Regions from separate parts of the Homo sapiens genome. Here region 1 is linked to region 2. A link is a loop called in an ENCODE intact Hi-C map of the cell type or tissue named here. Cell type or tissue: CD14-positive monocyte. All regions are shown on one strand. Each heading gives the region's core, and the rest is flanking DNA. Links, peaks and the distances in the headings are about the cores only.

What was found. Peaks named below come from ENCODE experiments on the same cell type or tissue, not always from the same donor. Only the 100,000 strongest peaks of a DNase experiment are listed, where the experiment ranks them.
Region 1: a loop joins it to region 2, with 2.9 times the contacts of the local background. A loop is called at or near these places in 21 of 110 quality-filtered maps.

What each region holds. Positions count from the first base shown.
Region 1 is chr3:46,358,086-46,363,469 of GRCh38, reverse strand. CCR2 (C-C motif chemokine receptor 2) reads right to left here. Exons shown (of 2, transcript NM_001123396.4): 2 at 2,530-5,384. The coding sequence ends at 4,860. Among named protein-coding and RNA genes, the nearest start is that of CCR2, 6.7 kb to the right of the region's middle. In CD14-positive monocyte, for the core only: a CTCF peak has its summit at 2,390; DNase peaks (open chromatin) are centred at 1,889, 2,359 and 3,539; H3K4me3 peaks cover 4,256 bases; H3K27ac peaks cover 4,825 bases.
Region 2 is chr3:46,220,659-46,226,042 of GRCh38, reverse strand. It overlaps a transcript of CCR3 not described here. Among named protein-coding and RNA genes, the nearest start is that of CCR1, 15 kb to the right of the region's middle. RefSeq lists an enhancer at 4,206-4,375. In CD14-positive monocyte, for the core only: no CTCF peak of the experiment used is centred there; DNase peaks (open chromatin) are centred at 3,122, 3,892 and 4,452; H3K4me3 peaks cover 2,357 bases; H3K27ac peaks cover 3,457 bases.

The DNA of each region.
Region 1 (5,384 bases), core at 234-5,233, 140 kb before region 2:
AAGGCCAGCCTGGGCAACATGGCAAAACCCTGTCTCTCCTAAAAATACAAAAAAAAAATTAGCCGGGTGTGATGGTGCACACCTGTAGTCCCAGCTTGGGAGGCTGAAGTGGGAGAATCACCTGAGCCTGGGGAGGCAGAGGTTGCAGTGAGCTGAAATCACATCATTGCACTCCAGCCTGGGCAATCAGAGTGCGACTCTGCCTCAAAAAAAAAATATATATATATATATATATAATTGTTATAAATATATATATATATAATTGTTATATATACATTATTGTGTCTCAGGAACAGGCAGTCCATGGAGCAGTCAGAACACACACAACATTTATTGATTGTTTGCCATCTTACATGGGTGCACTTCATGGTGCCCCAAAACAACTACAATAGTGACATCAAAGATCACTGATCACAGATTACCATAACAGATATAGAAATAATGACAAAGTTTGAAATATTGGGAGAATTACCAAAATGTGACACAGAGATGTAAAACAAGCACATGCTGTTGGAAAAACAGCACCAATAGACTTGCTCGAGGCAGGGTTGCCACAAACCTTCAATTTGTAAACAACAACAACAACAACAAAAACAATATCTGTAAAGCACAATAAGACAAGGTATGTCTATATTTGCCCTTTTTCCTAACACTCCTCTCCCACTTCTCAATGCTAGTCCATGCCTAGAAGAGGGAGGTACAAGAATTCCCCACAAGGTAGACCACTAGGCACGTGCTGTGGAGGATGGAGCAGGAGGGGACATAGGGACAGAATGCACCCCCTCCTCTAGGCAGGGCCCTCCAGAATCCAGTCAACCCTAAGGCCCCATTGAAACAATGACTGGAGAGAAATGAAATAATTTCATATTGTGAGCTGATTACATTAGGATGTGTTATAAGGGATAGTATGAAATAAGATGTTAGTCCATGCCCTTACCCTTGCTTGCTGAGCTGCTGGGCCTGCAGAGCCTTTCAGGTGCTGGGAGGGAGAGGTTTTTCCCAGCATAACCCTCGGCTCACATCTCACTGTGGCTCCAGGCTGGGGCTGCCAAGGCCGGACCTTGCATTACAGGACTCTGTTTACACACACACACACACACACACACACACACACACACACACACACACAGAGTGCCGAAGTGGCAATGTCTGAAGAAATTTCCAGCCTCATTCCTCCCATGCCTGGAACCAATCTCTTCTCCTCAATTCATGCACTGTCTTCCAGAGGTCAGCTCACCAGCCCATACTCCTTCTGTCACAGTGTGGCCCCTCTGGGTGGCCCTTGGTGGTTTTTCCTGTGGGCTAATCTCACCTGAAGCCTTTTCAATTTGTCAGGGAAGTTTTCATAATGAGCAAAAACAAAAGAGGAAGGAAGGATGGGCTCTTGAAGGTTTACTTTCTGGAGGCTTCGGGGCCTCTTTGCAAAATGCTCCAACCTCCCCAGCTGCTGGGGATATCACAGATCAAGGGAGGTGGCATGGGGTGGGCTATGCCAAGACCCTTCCTTACCAAAAAGTCTTCAGACACTCATCCCTCAGAATGATGATGAGGGATCATCATCTTCCACCTGCTTAACTCGAACAGCCTACTCAAATGTCCCCAGAATAAACGAGACTTGAGGATTCCACTTTAGAAAGAGAGATGGTTGGCATTTTTTTTTTTTTTGAGATGGAGTCTGGCTCTGTTGCCCAGGCTGGAGTGCAGTGGCCCGATCTCGGCTCACTGCAAGCTCCGCCTCCTGGATTCATGCCATTCTCCTGCCTCAGCCTCCCGGATGGCTGGCAATTTTTAAATGGCAGTTTCTTTGGCAGCAATAAAATCCTGCTGTGGCTGTTATTCCTATGATGCAAGACTGTCATTGCATTAGTCACTCTGTCCTCCAGGCTCTCAGCACTTTTCACAGATGCCTCTGTTCCTGCTCTGCACAGCGCACTGTGACTGTGCACAGGACCTTCTCTACCCCTCCCACTCCACAGCTGGCCCTGGACTTGGAGGTGTAAAGGACACTGGCATTAACATCTGTCTTTCTGTTTCCAACCCAGTCTGGCATAGGTAGACCCTCCGGGATGCTTGTCATATTGAATTCCATGATTGAAAATAAATGGATAGTTTTCCAGATTCTATATATGAAGTCACTATATACCACATGTCTTAATCGGTTTTTGTGCTTCTTAACAAACAACCCCTAAAACTCAGTGGCTTATCACAGCAAACACAGACTTCTTGCTCATGTTATATGTGGCTGCAGCTCCCTGTGTCTTCTCATTCACCAGGGCGCACGGGCTGACGGGTGTGATCTGGAATGGGCCTTCCTGTGGCTGAGCAAGAGGCTCCGCTTGGATGAGGCAGATGTCACTTCTGCTCACATTCCAGCAGCAGAGCCAGTGGTGGAGGGCGTGGGGTGTGTGGCCTGTAGGGCGCACTGCAAGTCACACCACAAGGGCAGGTGTGTGTAATCACACAGGGGAAGAAGTGAAAAGTTGTGAACACAACACAATCTTCCACACCACAGTGTAAAAAAACAGCCAGTTGTTTTTAAATCTTTTATCAACATAGTTATAGCATTGATTTATTTTCCAAATCATAGTTGTTAAAAACAGTATTTACATTTCATCACCATCAACTTAACATTTTATGCATTCATTAGGATCATACAAATATATGAAGGTGAAAGTTCTGCTCTGTCCCCACTTCTTTCTGAAACCTTCTTTAGCCATGTGGCCTGAAAGTAGAGCCATAGTCCAGCTTGGGAGTCTAGTTCCCAAGTTGCCTGGTTCTAGAAGCCCAGTGTTTCTTGCTTGCATCAGATCAGAAACACACTGGGCAACATAAGAACATTCTTAACTTGGCTCGACTAAGAGGAAAGTCTTTGCTTACTTCAGGGAGCTTCTCCACCTTCCATTCTTTACCAATAGGGTTTAAAAGCTTTGATTAGAAGCCAACTTGATTTAGGAGTTCCCACTGGCAAAATAGGGAACAATATGAGCATCAAGGACATCTGCGAAGCACTGAAACACTCGAATGTGATTAAACGCATGACTTCATAATGATACAAAACAAAACACAAAAGGCTTTTGGCAGCAAGCCTGAGAGAATGGAGATCCAGCTGAGATGACAGCGATGGAGCGTATACTGTGATTCAAACGACATCATTACTTAGATGCTGCATGCACATAGGCTAATGTGCCCACAGATCACACACTTCCAACTCCTGCCAATCAACAACTATTGGGTTGACTCAGCAGTCTCCCAAACATACCACCTGCTCAAAATTCTTAAGCTCAAAGCTAGAATTATCTCTGTGACTAATACAGCATTTTCACGTTTGACATGATAGTAACTCAAACTAACTCTTTACCACATTTACAAGTTGCAGTTTTCAGCTTTAATTTTATTTTTACTATTTAAAAAAAGTCTGAACTCTATGCCTGTATTCAAAAATGAGGAACTGGAAGGTAGTTTGGAAAATACTGTTTTCCAACCCAGCTGGAGTCTCTCTCCTCTCAGCCTTCCTGCCTGGTAACGTAGACACCAAGATTCACACTGTGAATCACACATCTGTGAAGCCAGACGTGTGATTTCCAAAGCAGAGATCTGTCATTTCTGTCTCTAGGCTCCTTCTTTGTCCTGAAGACTGGCTTCAGGGGCTCTGCCAATTGACTTTCCTTTTCCACGACCATCGAGGAGTCCTTGTGTAGTCACTTTCACATTCTTTCCTGGTCTCACTCCTGGACCTCCACACACTGGTTTTTGGAGTGGGGCAATCCTACAGCCAAGAGCTATGTGAAAAAGGCTGTGGGGAAAAGAGAAGAGTGAGGGGAGTGGCAAGGCAGGGAAAAGCAAGCACAAAACAAACCAGCTCAGATCCAGACAAGAAGCTTTACTGGGTTCTGATGCAGCCTTCCTGGCTCTCTCCACTTAGTTGATTTCGGAAATAGTTCTGCAGTGGTTCCACACGATCCCCGTCCTTTGCTCCTGGTGAAGGAACTCATCATTCTCCACCCCCTTCTCATAATCACTACCTCCTGGAGAGATCAAGCAAGAGCCTATATATATTGCATATACATATATTAGCATATCATAGATAATGCATCTTTTATAAACAAAAATTTTCTGAATTTTTAGACAGGGGGATGTGGCCTAAGAAGCATCTGAACAATGGAGCATGATATTTCATAGATTTCAAATGTAAGGTGCATGGGTGCCATAGATAAACTGTAATAAAGCAAAAATATGTCATGCACTTATGCAAAAGAGAATCATCGGACTCCACCAAAACTCCCAGGTTATTGCAGTTCCCAAACTCTCCCTGACCTGGTGAACCCTTCAAGGTTAAATACACGTGGCAGATGGGGCTAAGGACCAGTATCATCTCCTGGCTGAATGCGTGAGCCCTTTGCTCACCTTTGTCTTTGTCCAGGCTCAGCCATGCTCATGTCTCCCTCCTTCTCCTCTCAGCCCTGACCCCACTATCCCTCACTCCCATTCATCTGTGCCTGTCACATTCTCTTCTTCACCTCCAGCTGGCCCTTGATTTCAAGACATTGACAGAATCAGAGATTGAGTGAAGAAATTATGAAGACTAGAAAAAGAGGATTAGCACAAGGTAATGAGGCATTTTTCAGGAGCTGAGATGAGCTTTCTGGAGAGTCAAAGTCTCTACCCACAGTTTTTCTGGATTATTCCCTGAGCACATGTTGGATATGCATTGGGTGACATAGTCTGTATTAGTACACACAGCCCTGAGGTTCCTGGGCACCTGCTTTACAGGTTTCTATTGTTCAACAAACCCTTGAAGTTTGTTGTTATATACAGATTGTTATCTCCCTTTATAAACAACAATCAAACTGCTCCTCGTTTTATAAACCAGCCGAGACTTCCTGCTCCCCAGTGGAAGGCGTGTTTGTTGAAGTCACTCCATCCACTGTCTCCCTGTAGAAAACTGGACATTGTTTGCAGAAGCGCTTGGTGATGTGCTTTCGGAAGAACACCGAGAGATACCTTCTGAACTTCTCCCCAACGAAGGCATAGATGATGGGATTGATGCAGCAGTGAGTCATCCCAAGAGTCTCTGTCACCTGCGTGGCTTGGTCCAGTTGACTGGTGCTTTCACAGTTACTCAGGCCGAAGAATTCCTGGAAGGTGTTCAGGAGAATGACAATATTATAGGGAGTCCAGAAGAGAAAGTAAACAATCATGATGGTGAAGATGACTCTCACTGCCCTATGCCTCTTCTTCTCGTTTCGACACCGAAGCAGGGTTTTCAGGATTCCCGAGTAGCAGATGACCATGATGAGCAGCGGCAGGACCAGCCCCAAAATGTTCCTCATTATTGTGTGGAAATTATTCCATCCTCGTGGAAAATAAGGGCCACAGACATAAAC
Region 2 (5,384 bases), core at 293-5,292:
AGACATACTGATCAAAGAACAAATAGAGAACTCAGAACTAGACTCACAAATATGCTTAACTGTTTTTTGACAAAGGTGTAAAGCCATTAAATGGAGGGATAGTCTTTTCAAAAAATGGTGCTTGAGGAATTGTACATTCGTAGATAAACCAAAAAACAAAATGACCCTCAGCCTAAACCTCACACCTTATACAAGAAGTAACTCAAAAATGCAAACAACATATCTAACAAAATATTTGTTTAGAATATAAAGCATTCTCAAAACTCAAAAGCAAAAAAGCAAAAATTCCAATTAGAAAATGGTCAAAGATATGCACAGACATATCACTGAAGAGGATATACAGATAACCACTAAGCACATACAGAGATGTTCAATATCATTAGTCTTTAGGGAAATGCAAATTAAAACTACCATGAGATGTTACTACATACCTATCAGAATGGCTGAAATAAAGAATAGTAAAACAAACACTGGCAAGGATGCAGAGAAAATGAATCACTCATACTTTGCAGCTGGGAACATAAAATAATACAGCCATTATGAAAAAGAGCATGGCACTTTCTTACAAAACTAAATTCGTGCTTACAATACAACCCAGCAATTGTAGCTGGGTAATCCCGAGTAGCTGGGATTACAGGCAGGTGCCACCATGCCATGGACAATTTACCTAAAAAATGTTCAAAGATTTAAAGATTGAGATGGTAAGATGCCTAATGAGTTAATGCCTAAATCTTAAGTTTTTGCATGTGCACATACCCATGTAACCACCAGTCAAGACATTACTAGAACCCCAGAATGTTCCCTAGCACTTCTTCCCAGTCAGTACCCACCTCCATAGAGGTCATGTCTATTTTATTTCTATCACTGCTGATCAGTTTTGACCATTATTGAATTCATTATAAATGAGGTTATGTAGCATGCAGTAGCAATAGTTTGGTCTTTTATATTACTATATATAGTATTCTCTCATATGACTAATTTATCTGTTTTACTACTGATAAGAATTTTGGACTATCAGTTTGAGACTATTATGAATAAAGTTACTAACAACATTCTTGAACACATCTTTTGGGTTTATGTGCACTTCTCTTGGGTATTTACCTGGAAGTAGAATTGCTGGGTCACAGGGAAAGCACATGTTTAGCTTTACATACTGCTAAACAATTTTTCAAGTGGTTGTACCAATTTATACTTGCACCAGCATGGTGTGAGAGTTCTCATTGCCTCATAACCTTTTTAATACTTGGTATTGTCTATTGTCAGGGTTTGTTTTTTGTTGTTGATGGCTTTTTTTTTTTTTTTTTTTTTGACAGAGTCTTGCTCTGTTGCCCAGGCTGGAGTGCAGTGGCATGATCTCGGCTCACTGCAACCTCCGTCTCCCAGGCTCAAGCAATTCTGCTGCCTCAGTCTCCCAAGTAGCTGGGATTACAGGTGTGTGCCACGATGCCTGGCTAATTTTTGTATTTTTAGTAGAGACAGGGTTTCACCATGTTGGCCAGGATATCTCAAACTCCTCACCTCAGGTAATCTGCCCGCCTCAGCCTCCCAAAGTGCTGGGATTACAGGTGTGAGCCACCGTGCCCAGCTAATTTTTGTATTTTTATTAGAGATGGGGTTTCACCATGTTGGTGTTAGCCAGGCTGGTCCTGAACTCCTGGCCTCAGGTAATCTGCCTGCCTCAGCCTCCCAAAGTGCTGGGATTACAGGTGTGAGCCACCGTGCCTGGCCCAGGGTTTGGTTTTTTGTTGATGTTGTTTTGCGTTTTTTTCATTTTAGCCATTCTGGTGGTTATGTGCTGCTGTCTCATTGGTTCGTCTCATTAAAACCAGTGGTTTTAATTTGCATTTCTCAAATGATTAGTGATGCAGAGCACATTTTCACATACATGTTAGTTATTTGGATATCCTCATCTATGAAGTTTCTAATCAAGTCTTTTGCCTATTTAAAAAACAAGAGGCCATTGGTCCTTTTCTTATTAACTGGCAGGAGTATTTAATCGATTTTGTATATGCATCCCTTTATTTGAAAGAGCTCTCCCTGAGCTGTTTCTGGCTGTGGGCACTCATGCTGCTTTCTACCCAGCTCCTGGCACACCCTGATCACACCCGATGGAGACTCTATTTACCGACACCTCTGGGCTTATGTTTCTGAACCTGCTCAAGTCATCCACTGTCCTCTAGTACCTCTATCCATGTCCCATACCTGCACCAGCACCCTGTCCGTGGCCAAGTTTCAGGCAAGCCATGGGATCTAAAATGTCTCTCTCCCTTCTTTGTCAGGAGCCAAAAGAATTCTTGCTTCCTGAAACTGAGGCAGGCTGAAAGGGAAAACAGATTGATACAAGTGACACGTGATAATGTCACTCTGAATAAAAGAGGTCAAACTGTACTTATCAATAGTCACACATACATACATGCACACACACACCTGCATGCATGTACACAACATGCATGCACACACACAAGCATCAACTTTAATCAGCAAGTCCTTACACTGACCACCTCTTATATATATGCATCTCAGTGCTGGGTACTGTGGAAAACATATGAAAAAGGATTGGGCATGGGCCCAGCAGCTGAGAAGCTTACAATTTAGCTGGAGAGAAAAGATGTAATACAGATAACATGATATAAAATGCTGTGTATTAGACTGTATGTAAGCCCAGACTCAAAAGAGATTTTATTTGTTTGTTTGTTTGTTTTCAAGACAGAGTCTTGCTCTGTCACCCAGGCTGGAGTGCAGTGGCACGATCTCGGCTCACTGCAACCTCCACATCCTGGGCTCAAGCAGTTCTCCTCCCTCTGCTGGGATTACAGATGTCCACCACCACACCCAGCTAATTTTTGTATTTTTAGTAGAGACAGGGTTTCACCACATTGGCCAGGCTGGTCTCGAACTCCTGACCTCATGATCCACCCACCTCAGCCTCCCAAAGTGTTAGGATTACAGGCGTGAGCCAACACACCTGGCCTCAAAAGAGTTTTAAAACTTGGCATGCAAGACTGTAAGTGTTAACTTGGGCTGGACCTGGACAGGGAGTTTTTAGAGCACTTCCTTAATATACTTTCTCCTTCCCCTTTTTAGCATGAAGGGTTTCTTGACAATTTTCTTGCACATAGGAGACATTCAACAGATGTTTACCAGTTTGACTGAGGCATAGGATGAGGAAATAAATAGCCACGTAGCTCCCATCGGCTGAACATTTACCAAGTGCCAGACACATATTGAATCATATTTAATTATTGCAACAATCCTGAGAAAGAAATATTACTCTCACTATTTTAAACGTGGGGAAGCTGAGGTTCTGACAAGCGGTAAATAAAAATGCCCAAGGTGGCATGGCTGGCATCTGAGGGCTGTGCCAGGTCTGGTGTGCTGGAGGACTTGCTGCCTGTGGCAAGGTGCTGCCATTGTCTGTTGCTTGAACAAGGTGAGGAGCGCAGCATGCCTGGCCATGCATGATGTCTGAAGTTAGAGCCCAGGACCTAGGGCACTAGATCTGTGGGGTGGGGCCCTGAAAGATTAAGGGACTCTGGAGGTTTTTCTCCTGAGTTCTCTACTAGCCTGGCAGTACCCTTCAAGAAGAATCCTAGGGCTTCCTGATAGGTAGCTTCAGAGGCAAGGCAGCAGCAAGAGGGCGACAAATTAAATAAGAGAAAGTAACGCAACCAGGCTGCCTGTCAGCCCCTGTAACTTCTCCAGATTATCATACTGGACCCATCACTTGCCCAGTCTAGCTAGAAGTTCATCTATCCCCATGAAACCCCCATCTCCCCACCTCCACCATGGCCATCCAGGAATGCCCTAGGTGTGCCATACTCTGTGGCTGCTGTGTTGATATGGATTGGTGGTGTGGCATGATACATGGTCCTGCTTCCTCTGTCTCACTGCTCTGAAACAGGAATTCAGACATGGGTCCTTTGATGTGGAGAGTGTCACGCCTTATTGTCCTAGAGAGTGGGACAGCCTGGGAGGCCTGCCTATCTGACCTTCAGGGCTCCTGCCCAGTCCTCAGGGGGAATCTTCAGTGCCAGTTTGTGTGGAGGAAGCCTGTGGGAAATTGTGTGGACAGCAGTGGCAAGAGAGGGGCTGGGGAGGGACTAGGGGGCACACGGGAAGAGGAAAGGCAGGCAGAGCTAAGTGAGGGGTGGCGGCCAGTCAGGGGCCCAGACACACTCCTTCATGGACCCCCTTCTTTGTCTTCAGTGGTCTTGGGTAGGTCTGCTTTGCAAGGGGCAAAAGAACACAGGATGATCCTTTGGAAGAAGTGAATGTGCATTTCAACAACCGGAAACCTGCCAGGGGTTCTTGGAGGAAAGCAAGCTCAAAAATGAAGGCTTAAGCAAAACAAAATAGCCCACCCCGCAGAATAACCCACAGAGGGAAAAGGAAGACAGGAATAAGACTAAAAGTCTAGAAAAGGGAAGTGCAAATTGGGTTCAAGATGCCTCAACTGCAGGCAGAGCCGTGTGGTTTGAACTGTTTGTGTGACTTGAAACATAGCCCAGCCAAGGTCAGGACCTCTCTTTGTGAAGGATTGGGCTGCGGGGGGCATGTGAGGGGTGCATCTTGCATGTGCAGGAATACCCCTACAACTAGGGAATCAGGCCCCAGCTGCTAGTGGGAAGAGCAGATATTCAAGTAAAAGCTATTTCTGCTGAAACCAAAGATTTATATAAACTCAGATACAGTATTTGTTGCTGTTGTCAGATCCATTTGTCCTTGAAGACTTAAGATGAAAGAAATGCAAACATCTTCCCTGTACATTCATGGCCTATAGGTACTCTGCAATGGTGTGCTGGTAAATGTTAACAACCAGCTTTCTGGAGGAAGAATCAAAACAGGCACAACATGCCTGATATAATAGCATCAATTTCCAGTTTCCTTGGTGTAAATACTCTCCGTGGCCAAGTTCAAGTTGTGAACTTAATATCACTAAGGCGAAGGTGGGTCTAACAGAGTTTAGGTAACCATAATAACAGAGTTTGTTGAGTTTACATTATTTGCTAAATTCTTCATGTGCATCATTTTATTTTATTATTTCAATAGTTTTTGGGGAACACGTGGTGTTTGGTTACATGGATAAGTTCCTTAGGTGTGATTTCTGAGATTTTGGTACCCCCATCACCTAAGCAGTGTACACTGCACCCAGCGTGTAGTCTTTAATCCCTTGTCTCTTTCCCACCCTTCCGTCTAAGTCTCCAGAGTCCATTATGTCATTCTGATGCCTTTATATCCTCACAGCATAGCTTCCACTTATAGGTGAGACCATAGGATGTTTGGTTTTCCACTCCTGAGTTACTTCACTTGGAATAATGGTCTCCAACTCCATCCAGGTTGCTGGGAATGACATTATTTTGTTCCTTTTTGTGGCTGAGTAGAAT